Linked DNA regions of Homo sapiens: region 1 is linked to region 2. A link is a loop called in an ENCODE intact Hi-C map of the cell type or tissue named here. Cell type or tissue: heart left ventricle. All regions are shown on one strand. Each heading gives the region's core, and the rest is flanking DNA. Links, peaks and the distances in the headings are about the cores only. Region 1 overlaps LOC105378102 (a long non-coding RNA gene). Region 2 has its middle 660 kb from the start of MEAT6.

What was found. Hi-C counts contacts between places; a loop is a spot of excess contacts. Peaks named below come from ENCODE experiments on the same cell type or tissue, not always from the same donor. Only the 100,000 strongest peaks of a DNase experiment are listed, where the experiment ranks them.
Region 1: it touches region 2 in a loop (3-fold over the local background); 2 of 110 quality-filtered maps call a loop at or near these places.

What each region holds. Positions count from the first base shown.
Region 1 is chr6:163,961,792-163,964,291 of GRCh38, reverse strand. The region is part of intron 4 of LOC105378102 (a long non-coding RNA gene); the gene reads right to left. Among named protein-coding and RNA genes, the nearest start is that of QKI, 550 kb to the right of the region's middle. RefSeq lists an enhancer at 1-2,500. In heart left ventricle, for the core only: no CTCF peak of the experiment used is centred there; DNase peaks (open chromatin) are centred at 1,231 and 1,569; H3K4me3 peaks cover 268 bases; H3K27ac peaks cover 2,416 bases.
Region 2 is chr6:164,152,143-164,163,609 of GRCh38, reverse strand. No RefSeq gene overlaps it. Among named protein-coding and RNA genes, the nearest start is that of MEAT6, 660 kb to the left of the region's middle. In heart left ventricle, for the core only: no CTCF peak of the experiment used is centred there; no DNase peak of the experiment used is centred there.

The sequences.
Region 1 (2,500 bases), core at 1-2,500, 190 kb after region 2:
TCTGAAACCCTTCAGCAACTTCTCATTGGCTCCCAGCTGGGTGCCCCTGCGTGGTTCACAACCAGGCTCCACCGAACTGGCCTTCAAAGCACACTAAACATCCACCTGCAGGAGCAGCTTTGGAAAATTATTATTTTAATTGACAAATAATAATTACACGTATTCACAGGGTTCAATGTGATGTTTTGGTCTAGTATACAATGTCGAGTGATTAAATCAAACTTATTAACATATCCACCACCCCTCTTATTGTCCATGGTGGGACACGTGAAATGTACTCCCTTAGCAATTTAGAAACATGCAACGGTCATTATTAACGATGGTCAGGAGGTCAGCCACGGATCTCAAGAGCTCTGAGCCTGAGAATCCGCCTCTGGGGGAGGGGGGCCTGACGAGAGAGGCTTACACTGAAGAGCATCTTGGCTTTGCGGAGGCTTCCTAGAGTTTCTTAAACATTGAGGGAGCCCTTGCCATTCTTCCAAGTCAAACCCTTGCACTTGGAATCCAGGTTTGTGTCTCTCTCCAACAAGAGGCCTGTGACGCTCGCCCTGCTTGTTCTGTTGAATGTTACTTTGCGAGCGCGTTTACACAACTGTCACTTGAGGTTTGTTTTTAGCTGGAATTGTCCTCTCTCCTGAATTCCTCTCACATCGCTCCCCCACTTATCTCCCGGTAAACTAAAGCCACCCCTGAATGAAGAGACAGAGCCCGAGCTGGGTGGGAAGACGGTTCACATGCTGACATTTTAGTCACTGAAGAATTTGTAATAGGTTTAGAGGCTGGTCTTCAAAAATCCTCACATGTACAACAAGGCCCCAGATTTGAGGAGGAAAATAACTCTGCAGCCCCGAGTCAGCCGTTCCCCAGCCACCTCTCCCCTCAGAGTCCCACTCTGGGGCAAGTGCTTCTGGTAGGTGTGTGGCTGTGAGGGCCCGGTATGGAGCTCCAGGCTAAATAAAGCTGCAGGAACAGAGATAAACAAGTGCTCCCAACTCAAATGCCTGCACACAATATCCTTTATCTGGGCAGAGATAGCACACCCAGGAGAGTGGCCAAGCGCCCCCCATAGACGGACCCACAGGCGCCCCCCCCCCCCAATTAATACAGAATTAATTGGGACATATTGTTAAAGGGCTAAGGCCCCTCAGAATAGATGCCAAACTCCAAGGACACCAATGTCAAATTCCAGAAGGACAGCGGCATGGGCCAATGGGAATAAACCCCAGCCGTTCCTCCCACGGGCGCTGAATCGGATCCCATAGAGCCCGCCTGCTTCACATGCTAACGTGATGATGAACGTATCCAAGTATCAGCATCAAATCCTTGAGGACTATATTTGCAATGTCATGTAAACCGTTTCAGGGAGCAAACTGTCCTGCTGTGACTTTATATTAATCTCTGGCTTCTGGCTGGTCACAGGGTGTCACATGTACTATAATTAGATTTTGGAAGTGTGTACAGGGAGGAGGAAATGGTGTAATTAAGGTAACCTATCAGATGCCCAACTGCATCCTTCAGAAAGGAGGCTGAAACGCCCGCCCTCCCAGCTTTCACACTGCCCTTCAAGGGCAGAGGCACCAGGTGCAGGAATTGCAGGCACTCCAGAGCCACCACCGCAGAGCTCCTCTTTAAAGAAACCTATTCTCCACACCAGAATCAATCCGGTGAGGTTGTTAGCTCGTGGTGCATATCCGGACAACTTAAGAGGAAAGCCGGGCAGGGCACTTAGAAACTTTGACTTTGCATTTGGGCTACAAAGTCCCATCTTCAGGATGGGGGACTATAAGGGAGTTTATGGGGATGCGGGGATCTCACTTAAATAGTCAATCCAACAAGTGGCACGGGGGCTCTAGAAGCTGATTTGGCCAAGGTGAGCTACAGCGAAGCAACACCCTGCACCTTTCTGCATCTTCCACTCAAGGATTGGCGCTTCACACCAGGCAGCTAGCTCCTAACACCCACCTCTAAGAGCAAGAAGAGAAGGAACTGAGTCTGGCAACAGAAAGTCTAACCCAAGCTGTCCAAGTCCAACCCCCGGGTATTGAGCTCTGCCCACCTAGGACTTGAGTGATCAGGCCTCAGTGGTCAAAGGAAGCATGTGGGTTCGAATCCCAGTTCCTCCTCACCTGGGCTGGGTTACTTCAGTCAAGTTACTCAACCTCCCTGTTGTAGGCCACCCGCCCTGCCTCCCTTTCTTCACCTCCCTGACTACCTCCCCTTCCCACTGCCTCTGGTGTTGGCTAGAGGATCACTTTGGCCACTGGGATGATGAGGAGTGACATGGCTGAGATCTGGGGAGTACCTGCTCACCGCCATGTGCTCCCCTGGTAACCCTCTCACCATATTTGGAGGAGCCAAGGCCACCAGGCTGGAGGAAGCAGGAAAAGGCCCAGTGGCCCTGTCATCCACCGAGCTCTACACCCCCGCAGGAGCCATTCTGGCCTGACCCTGAAGCCTGAATCAGCCCAGCCTCACCCCAGAGTGCCGCCCAGGGGACCAC
Region 2 (11,467 bases), core at 4,601-7,100:
ACTCCATATGCCAAGAAGCTGCATGGGCTGCTCAACTGAGTATACTTACAGTTATTTCCTGGTTATATGCAAACAAGGGGTGGATTATTCATGAGTTTTCTGGGAAAGGGGTGGGCAATTCCTGAAACTGAGGGTTCCTCTTCCTTTTAGACCATATAGAGTAACTTCCTGATGTTGCCATGACATTTGTAAACTGTCATGGCGCTGGTGGGCGTGTCTTTTAGCATGCTAATACATTACAATTAGCATATAATGAGCAATGAGAATAACCAGAGCTCACTTTCATTGTCATCTTGGTTTTGGCAGCTTTTGGCTGGCTTCTTAACTGCATCCTGTTCTATCGGCAAGGTCTTTGTGAACTGTACCCTGTGCCATCCTCCTATCTCAACCTGTGACTAAGAATGCCTAACCTCCTGGAAGTGCAGCCCAGTAGGTCTCAGTCTTATTTTACCCAGCTCCTATTCAAGATGGAGTTACTCTGGTTCAAATGCCTATGACACCTTGATTAAATGAGTTCAAATTCTCAATTTAATTTATTCCTATGATTAATATTAGAGAATTAACTTCTGCTAATTTTTCATAGTTTGTTATCTGTCTGTAATCATAGTTTCCTTCAAGGACTACTTTTGCATGGATGGCCGGTGACTGGATTAATGAGGTAATGAAACATGCCTCAAATTCCCCAAGTAGTTGTGTTTTCATATGGGAATCATTTATTCAGACATAAGAAAACCCCTTTGAATTGGTATAATCCTAAGAGTTAAGGCAAAAGAGACTTTTAATTAGCTTATGTGATGTTATTTGGGGTAAATGTATAATTTCCATCAAGGTATTTGAAAATTGATAATGACTTGAAAAATTCTTCCAGTAATTTTTTCATAATTCCTCAAGGATCTGGCAAGCCAAGTTTGGAATCTGCATTCCTAGAAAGTATTCTAGAACAACGTCATAAAAGAATTTTGAAAAAGAAGCGCTCTCTCTGGGTCTGGTGACAAAAGCAGTGGTAGAATTAGGAAGATCAATCAGATATGGCTCCATTTCTGATCAATTTGTAAAACAGGGTTAAATTGTATTTGGTAGAGTCCTGACAAACTGTAATGTCCCAAGAGGTCCACAAACCCAGCTAAATAGTTGTTCCTTTCCCAGCCAAGTTGTGCTTTACCAGATAAATGCTACAGAGGAGCTATAGCAAGTAGACCAAAAGGTGACAGCTGAGCCCCATGTTTCAGCCTTTGGGTCTTGAGCCATCAGACAACACTGCTCATCACTTCTCTCTGGGGCCATCACCTATCACACCCAGGGACACTCCTCCTTCCTTGAAGAGTTAGCTCCTGACTCATACACACCCTCCAGCACTGTTCCCACTATGATTTCCAGTGACATTTGTATCCACCTAGACAGTCCTTCCTATAGCCCAGTCTCCTTGTTTTTTGACCCCTTCTCCAATGATCTTTACTACACTTCAGCCAATTCATTCCAATTGACAAACCCCAGATATTTTCATGACAGTAAGAGCAGCCCCTCTACAATCTAAATTTCAAGGATTCTACCCTCCCCTCCCTACCTCCAAGTTTTCCAAATCAATCTCTACACTGGAGGGCACACTGGCCGGTCTGTTAGTTTTTACTAACAAGGACTTTCAGGCCTATCTTTGTTCTACCTTTCACTCCACTAGTGTCCTTACTTTTTTTCTTACACAGCTTTAATTTCATAGGCAATTGTTATAATCACTCCCTTGAATCAGTTCCTCAATTTCCTTTATTTCTAGACTAAATCAAAACCATGGCCAAGCCCAACTGGACACCTACACTGCACCTGCACATCTGCAGTTGAGCATGGATTAAAAAAAAATACATCAGGAACCTCATGGGCCCTTAGTAATGACTGATGATAATATTATATGATCCTATCCATTCCACCTCTAACTCTTTCAGATTAATATCTCATAGCTTCCTCTCTCTCCTCAAACTTCATTCACCTGCTCTTGCATTATCTCTCTTATTCAATAACCTTAATTCTTATTTCAGTGAAAAATAGAAGTTACTAGAGTCTATTCCACCTCCCACTCTTCCAGATTAGTATCTCATAGCTTCCTCTCTCTCCTCAAGCCTCATTCCCCTCCTCTACCATTAGCTCTCTTATTCAACAACCTTAATTCTTATTTCAGTGAAAAATAGAACTCGGTAGAGGAGGCCCTCCAAGTGGCCCCACTCTCACTCTCACAGCACCCCGGCCTCCTTCACAGGCACCATGCTACCGTGGCTTAGGGCCCAGACTTCAGCTAAACTGCCTATGTAAATCTTGCTTCTGCTAGATGGGGAGTCTTACTCCATTTGCAGGTCATCCTGTGCTTAATTTGTCATTTGTAAAACAGGTATAGACAATGATATTGTCTACCTTGTTGAGTAGTTGTTGAGAATGAAAAAGGAGTAATACATGCAAAGCATATAAATAGCCTGGCGCACAATGTACCCCATATGTATTTCCTGCAGTTATGCCTTCTGTGCTGCAGACTCTGCCTCCTCTCCTGTTCCTATAGATCCACTCCCTCACCGCTAGCAAAGGGCAACCTTGCCACCCAAGAACCAGCTCTTATCCCTTCTTGCTTAAGCAAGGACATCACTCCTTTCTGCTGGATTTTTCTCAAAAGTATACAATATGCTGTTATTTTTTTTAATCTTGGAAAAACTCTCTTGATGCCCACATACCCAGCTTGCACTACTTTCTCTTCTGTTTATGGTCAGACTACCTAAAAGAGCTGCCCACCTCCTATCTTCAATTTATCTTTTCCAAAATTCCCTCTCCAAGCAGACTTTGGCCCTTGCCACATGATACGGTTTGGCTGTGTCCCCACCCAAATCTCAACTTGAATTGTAGTTCCTACAATCCCCACGTCATAGGAGAGAACCAGTGGAAGGTAACTGAATCATGGGGGCAGTTACCCTCATGCTGTTCTCATAATAGTGAGTGAGTTCTCAGGTGAGATCTGATGGTTTTATAAGAGGCTTTTCCCCCTTTCACTCTGCATCTCTCCATGCTGCCACCATGTGAAGAAAGATATGTTTGCTTCCCCTTCTGCTATGATTGTAAGTTTCCTGAGGCCTCCCTAGCCCTGCAGAACTGTGAGTCAATTAAACCTCTTTTCTTTATAAATTACCCAGTCTTGGGTATGTCTTCACTAGCAGTGTGAGAACAGACTAATACAGTAAATTGGTACCAGTAGAGTGTGGTGTTGCTGTAAAGATACCTGAAAATGTGAAAGCAACTTTGGAACTGGGTAACAGGCAGAGGTTGGAACAGTTTGGAGTGCTCAGAAGAAGACAGGAAATTGTGGGAAAGTTTGGAACTTCCTAGAGACTTGTTGAATGGCTTTGACCAAAACGCTGAATAGTGGTATGGACAATAAAGTCCAGGCTGAGGTAGTCTCAGATAGAGATGAGGAACTTGTTGGGAACTGGAGCAAAGGTGACTCTTGTTATGCTTTAGCAAAGAGACTGGCAGCAATTTGCCCCTGCCCTAGAGATCTGTGGAACTTTGAACTTGAGAGAGATGATTTTGGGTATCTGACAGAAGAAGTTTCTAAGCGGCAAAGTGTTCAAGAGAAAGCAGAGCATGAAAGTTTAGAAAATTTGCAGCCTAACGATGCAATGGAGAAGAAAAACCCATTTTCTGGGGAGAAATCCAAGCCTGCTGCAGAAATTTTCATTAGTAACAGGGAGCCTAATGTTAGTCATCAAGACAATGGGGAAAATATCTCCAGGGCATGTCAGAGACCTTCACAGCAGGCCCTCCCATCACAGGCCCTGAGACCTAGGAAGGAAGAATGGCTTCATGGGCTGGGTTCAGGGCCTCCCTACTGTGTGCAGCCTCAGGACTTGGTGTCCTGCATCCCAGCCACTCTAGCCATGGCTAAAAGGGGCTAAGGTACAGCTCAGGTGGTGGCTTCAGAGGGTGCAACCCCCCAAACCTTGGCAGCTTCCACATGGTGTTGGTCCTGCGGGTGCACAGAAGACAAGAAATGAGGTTTGGGAACCTTTGCCTAGATGTCAGAGGATGTATGGAAACGCCTGTATATCCAGGCAGAGGTGTGTTCCATGGGCAGAACCCTCATGGAGAATCTGTTAGGGCAGTGCAGAAGGGAAATGTGGGACTGGAGCTCCCACACAGGGTCCCCACTGGGCACTGCCTAGTGGAGCTGTGTGAAGAGGTCCACCGTCCTCCAGACCCCAGAATGGTAGATCCACAGACAGCTTACACCATGCACCTAGAAAAGCTGCAGACACTCAATGCCAGCCTGTGAAAAGCAGCCAGGAGAGGAGCTGTATCCTGCAAAGCCATAGGGGTAAAGCTGCCCAAGGCTGTGGGAGCCCACATCTTGCATCACTGTGACCTGGATATGAGACATGGAGTCAAAGGAGATCATTTTAGAAGTTTAAGGTTGAATGACTGCCCTTTTCGATTTTGGACTTGCATGGCCCTGTGGACCCTTTGTTTTGGCCAATTTCTCTCATTTGGAATGGGTGTGTTTACGCAATGCCTGTATCCCTATTGTGTCTAGGAAGTAACTAACATGCTTTTGATTTTACGGGCTCATAGGCAGAAGGAACTTGCCTTGTCTCAGATGAGACTTTGGACTTGGACTTTTGAGTTAATGCTGGAATCAGTTAAGATTTTGTGGGACTGTTGGAAGGGCATGATTGTGTTTTGAAATGTGAGGACATGAGATTTGGGAGGGGCCAGGGGTGGAAAGATATGGTTTGGCTTTGTGTCCCCTCCCAAATCTCATCTTGAATTATAGTTCCCATAATCCTTACATGTCATGGGAGGAAACGAGTGGGAGGTAACTGAATCATGGGGGCAGTTTCCCCATGCTGTTCTCATGATAGTGAGTGAGTTCTCATTAGATCTGATGGTTTTATAAGGGGCTTTTCCCCCTTTCGCTCTGCTCTTCTCCTTGCTGCCACCATGTGAAGAAGGACATGTTTGCTTCCCCTTCTGCCACGATTGTAAGTTTCCTGAGGCCTCCCCAGCCCTGCAGAACTGTGAGTCAGTTAAACCTCTTTCCTTTATAAATTACCCAGTCTCAGATATGTCTTTAATAGCAGTGTCAGAATGAACTAATACACCACACCACCCAAACTGCCTTGGCAAGGGCACCATGTTCTTTAAAATATTTTCCTCACTCGGATTTTAGAACACCCCAAACTCTTTCATCTTCTCCTCCCATTGCAGTTACTCTTTCTCAAACATATTTTCTAATTCTTCCTCATTTTCTTAAACTCAAAATGAGGGAGCCCCTGGACTCCATTCCTGGGCTCTCTTCTATCTACCCTCACTCCCTGGGTGATCTCTCCCAATCTCGTGGCTTTAAATATCATCGACCTGGTGTGCCTCCTCAGCTGATATCTTCAGTCTGAACCTCCTTCCAACCTTCTGAAATCCAGCTGCCTCCATCCTCTATCCTCCATCTCCATCAAACTCAACACTCCTGAATGAAACTCTTCACTGTCCCCGCTAAAGCTCCTTCTCCGACAGTCCTCAGCATCCCTACAAATGGTCGTTCTTTTCTTTCAGTTCTCAGGCTGAAAATATTACATCTGACTCCTCTCTTTGTCTTGGGTCCCACATCTTATCCATCAAAAAATCCTCCCAGGTTTACTTTCAGAAATACATTTGGAATCTAGCCGATTCTCACCCCCTCTAAGTCCTCCTCTTTAGTCCAAGCCCTCAGCATTCCTTGCTGCAGACTGCAGGGTCCCCAAGGGTCCTGTGACTATCCAGGCTCCCTCTAGGTCTGTTTCCAGCAGAGTTCTTAGGGGCTTATGATCCACTGTCATTTGGAGGATGTCCTCTCATGGCTTCTCACGTCTCTGAGACCAAAACCAAATGACAGTGACACATGGGGCCCCACGAGGTCTGCTTTCTTCATGCACAGTGCTGCTTCCCCAGCCTCGTTTTCCTTCTCCATCGTGTCCTTGTGCCATGCTGCTCCTGGAACACTGTAGGCACATTTCTGTCTCCTGGAAAGTCCTTCCCTGACACCTGATGTCCACCTGCCTCTCTTCCTCACCTCCTTCAAATGTTTGCCAAATCCCTTCTTCTCACTGAAGCCTGTCTTTGTCACCAGATCTAAAATGTTACCATTCACCACCTCAATACTCTCTGTCTCCTCTCCTTATTTTTCCCCTACTCTCTAATGTATTCACGTGTGCAATCCATTTTCACCTATTTCACTTAGTCACTGTGCATCTCCATCCTAGATTATGAACCACACGTAGGCCAGAACTTCAATTTGTTTACAGCTGTTTCCCCATCTGTGTAGCAAAGGGATTTGGCCCAAAGAGAGGTCTGGCCTTAAGCCCCAGCTCCTTGAGAGTAATCTCTGAACCCTTCTGATTTCTCAAGTGATGGTAGTGTTTTTAGTATTCATGATAGGCCCTGTGGATCACATCTAATAGCTCAAGCTAACAAGGTGACTCTTGTTACCTGAGAGGTGAGCCTCTCAGGCACATGATATCTGCTTCACCTCCAAGAATTCAATCATGTGGAAAATTAATCAATCAATCATACCTACATAATGAAGCACATTAAAGACTCTGGAGACCAAAGATTGGGTGACCTTCCCAGTAGGCAATACTCCATGCATATCATCACACATTGATCTGGGAGGGTCACAAGTCTTGAGAACAACGGAGACTTTCTTCACTATTGGAATCTTCCCAGACTCTGTCCTATAAATCTCTATCCTTGGTTGATTTTAATGTATATGTTTTCTGTAACAAATACAACCATGGGTATAATAGGTTCCCGTGAGTTCTGAGTCATTCTAGTGCTTATCAAAACCGTGAGTATTTGCAGGAAAACCCCAAGCTTGCAGTTGGTGTCAGGAGTGAGGATGGCCTTCTGTGCGCTCTTCCATCTAACTCATGCAGTTGGACCCTAACTCCTTGCAGTTGGGTGAGAAGTCTTGGGTTCACTTGGCCATCTAGAGACTGTGCTCCTAACTTCACATTTTTACTAACTCTGGGTACAGCACTAAGACCTGTACTTGGCATCCATAAATAAATGCTGGATGAATAAATGAGTGGCTGAATACAAAACTATAACCCAAGTTTACATTGGGAAACACTCAAGATAATAACTGTTAAGTTCAGCCTCTATTCAGCACATTTTCTCCCTGGTTTCTTTGCCTCTCACTTCTAATGGACTTGCAGGAATTGTAAAACAAAAAACTAACATTCACCCTTGTGTGATCTACTCCAGAATATAGTCCTCTGTGAAAATTTGATATATGAAACTAAAAACTGCATTTTTTAAGATGCCACGTTGTTATAAATAACTTTTGGAGTGAGCAGTTTCAGGTATAAAATTATTGGCATGTGCCAAATGTGGAATAGAATAGACCTAACTAGTTTTAAATTATTTTTTACTTTTATAGATTTAGAGACACAAGTGCAGTTGTGTTATTTCGATGTATTTCATAGGGGCGATGTCTGGGCTTTTAGTGTACCCATCACCCAGACAGTGTACACTGTACCCAATAGGTCGTATTTCATCCTGCACCCATCCCTTCCAGCTTTTGGAGTCTCTGATGTCTATTTTTCCACTCATATGTCTCTGTGTACCCAATGTTTAGCTCCCACCTAAAAGTAAAAACACATGGTTTTCTACTTCCTTTCTGAGTCATTTCACTAAGGATAATGGCTTCCAGTTCCACCCATGTTTCTGCAAAGGACATGATTTCATTCTTTTTTGTGGCTGAGTGGTATTCCATGGTACATGTATATTACATCCAATTGTAAATGGATAATTGGATTGTTTTATCCAGTCATCCACTGATGGGCACTTAGGTTGACTTCACAACTTTACTATTGTGAATAGTGCTGCAATAAACATATGAGTGCAGGTATCTTTTTGATATAATTATGTATTTTCCTTTGAAATACCCAGTAAAGAGATTGCTGGGTCAAAAGGCAGTTCTATTTTTGTATCTTTAAAAAATGTCCATACTGCTTTCCATAGAGGTTACACTAGTTTACATTCCTACCAACAGTGTATAAGTGTTCCCTTTTCTCTGCACCCTCACCAACATCTGTTGTTTTTTGAATTTTTAATAATAGTTATTCTGACTGGTATGAGATGGTACCTCATTGCGGTTTTAATTCACATTTCTCTGATGATCAGTGATGTTGAACATTTTTCATCTGTTTGTTGGTTGCTTGTATGTCTTCTTTTGAAAAATTTTTGTTCATGTCCTCTGTCCACTTTTTAATGGGGTTATTTGTGTAGGGGTGGGTTGTTGAGTTGTTTGAGTTCCCTGTAGATTCTGGATATTAACCTTCGGTCAGATGCATTGTTTGCAAATATTTTCTCCCATTCTGTAGGTTGTGTTTCACTTATTTCTTTGGCTCTGCAGAAGCTTTTTAGTATAATTAAGTTCCACTTGTTTATTTTTGGTTTTGTTACTTTTTTTTGAGGACTTGGACATAAATTCTTTGCCTAGACTAATGACTGAAAAAATTTCTCATAGGTTTTCTTCTGGTATTTTTATAGTTTTGGGCCTTACATTTAAGTCTTTAATTAATCCACCTAGAGTTAATTTTTGTGTATGTTGAGAGAGAGAGGGGTCCAATTTCATTCTTCTGCATATGGCTTTCCAATTTTCCCAGCACCATTTATTGACTAGAGTATCCTTTCCCTAGTGTATATTTTTGTTGACATTGTCAAAAATCAGTTGGTTGTAGGCATGTGGCTTTATTTCTGGGCTCTCCATTCTGTTCCGTTGGTCTATGTATCTATTTTTATACCATGCCATGCTATTTTTGTCTTTGTTCACTGACTACCTGATCTTATACTTTAGGAAACCCTACACACTCCTCCAGAAGACTCCTCTATTTGAATAAAGACTTTAGCAAAGTTTCAGGATTCAAAATCCATGTGTAAAATTCAGCAGCATTTCTATACAACAATAATGTTCAAGCTGAGAACCAAATCAAGAACTCAATCCTATTTATAATGGCAATAAAAATCCAATAAAATACCTAGGAATACATTTAACCAAGGACGCTAAAGATCTCTACAAAGAGAACTACAAAACACTGGTGAAAGACATAATAGATAACACAAACAAATGGAAAAATATCCCATGCTCATGGATCAGAAGAATCAACATCGTTAAAATGGCCATACCGACAAAAGTAATCTACAGAGTCAATGTAACTCCTATCAAATTACCAATATCATTCTTCACAGAATTAGAAAAAACAACCCTAAAATTCATATGGAACCAAAAAAACCACAGCCTCAATAGCCAAAGCAATTCTGAGCAAAAAGAATAAAAGCATCAGGTATTATATTACCTGACTTCAAATTATACAACTAAAGGAATTTGATTGTGTCTCCTTCTCTAAAGAACATACATAGTAAACAAATGTATAGGTTCTCTAACACTCTACCAATATGAAACTATCAGTCTTAAGTTATAATTGTTTGACTTTCTTTTTAAACCCAAATCATTTAATTCATTTAGATTGAAAATCCTATTTATCACTTTAAAAAATACCTCCTTTCAGTTTTCTTTAGTGGTACACTATACTCTTAGAAAATAGTGAACCCTAACCTCAAGTAGAGAGGAGCACAAGGAGATGACAATTTAAAAACTAATAATAAATAAAACCCTCTGCTCCTGTGTGGGAAGCCAGGAAGAACTGCACAAGAGCTTCCATTGAGAAGATACCCTTTGCACTTTAAAAAAAATGCTGCAAAATGCTTATCTGCAGGTGAAGGAAGAAAATCGAGTGATATAATTTTCTTTCAAATTAATGGCAAGTAAAGGCTTTCTGTTTCTATACAGATTTGACTTCTCCTTGAAAATATGTAGCCAATAGCAGGAAGACAAGGAGGCGGGGAGTTATAGACAGCCCAGTTTGAGATTCGGTGCAAGTCAGGGTTTGCAAGATTTTCTGGCAGAGCTTGAAACACCATTTATACCCAGTGTGACACAAGTACAAGTTTCACTGAAAATATAGTGTCAGTAATCAACAGTGAAATATTAAATTATGGCTTGGGGCTGAGCAGGGACTCTTTATCAATTTTATTACTTTGGGAAATGTACATACACACACATTAATATTTCGCAGGCCCTTCTCCAAAAAAATGTCCAGCAATGAGAAATATGTAAGATCAAAAAATAACTTTGACACAAGGATATTTCTGGACAACAGAATCAACCTAACATTTTCTAACCTGCCATTAAGGTGTGGTTCATTCATCTACATTAGAAATAAGAGCTTGGATAATGAGATATTCCCTCAATGAGATGTGAACTGAGTAAATCTCATTCAAGATGTAATTTGAATGTAATGTCTTGTCCCTAAAATAAACTAAGCATTGTAAAAAGTTTAATGGTACACAGTGAATCAGGAAAACGCAGAAAGTGCCAAAAAAATGTTTATTCCCAACAAAAGCATCTCTCTATTTACTGTGACATGTTGTCAGAAGAGCTGAGCTCATTATGATATTTCCGTGTATGATCACAACACGGGCTTTCTCTCAACTTGCTGAGCTAGTCCTGATTGCTCTTTTGCATCAGTTTTTAAACCATTTTACCAAGTATCCATGCTTCAAAGTCAACACTTCCATGTTTAAGAGGGATCTAGCTTCTCCTGGCACAAAGTTTGGTATTTTAAAAGAAGGGACTTTATTATCCAAGGCAGAGATTCCTGAAGAACAGGTCTAGTACCATCATTTGAACAGAAAAACTCATCATCCTTCTGTGGGTGGGGTGAGCCACATGCCTTGTGGTTTCACTTAATTACTGTGCAGGAATTGTGCTCTGGGGCCAAGCTACGGGTGCATTTTGCTTTTCGTTGCAATCTTAACAGGAAATAAAGTCTGTGGACCTAAAAAATTGTGCCCGCCATTAATGAGCTCTATCTATGTCTCACAGAGGCAAGCCATGCAAACACTGGGTATCATTGAGGTACAGGGGATTTTTCACTGTGAGTACACGGTCATGATTAAGTGGGCAGGCTTTGGAATCTTTGGATTTGAATCTCAGGGCCACCACTTACTACATGCATGTGGATAGGTCTATCAACTTTTAGGATTTTAATTTTCTTACCTATAAAATGAGGCTTATATACCTACATATAGCAGGGCTATATAAATGAAAGAAAATGATGTATTTAAAGTAGCTAGTACTGTGATTATTATATGATTCTCAATACATGATGATCAATTTTTATTATTAAAATGCGCCCAAGATAAATTTGCATATTTTCAATAATAACTTGGAAGCCAAGTGTGTGTTTGTATATAAAATATACTTTAACAAGAAATCTTTCATAATTCAGAGATCATAATAAATTTTGATAGATATTATCAATCTTTCAAGTAGGAGGTGCTTGTCTATTCCGTTTTACAGATGGAGAACCTGAAGCACAAAAAGTGAATTTCCTGATATCAC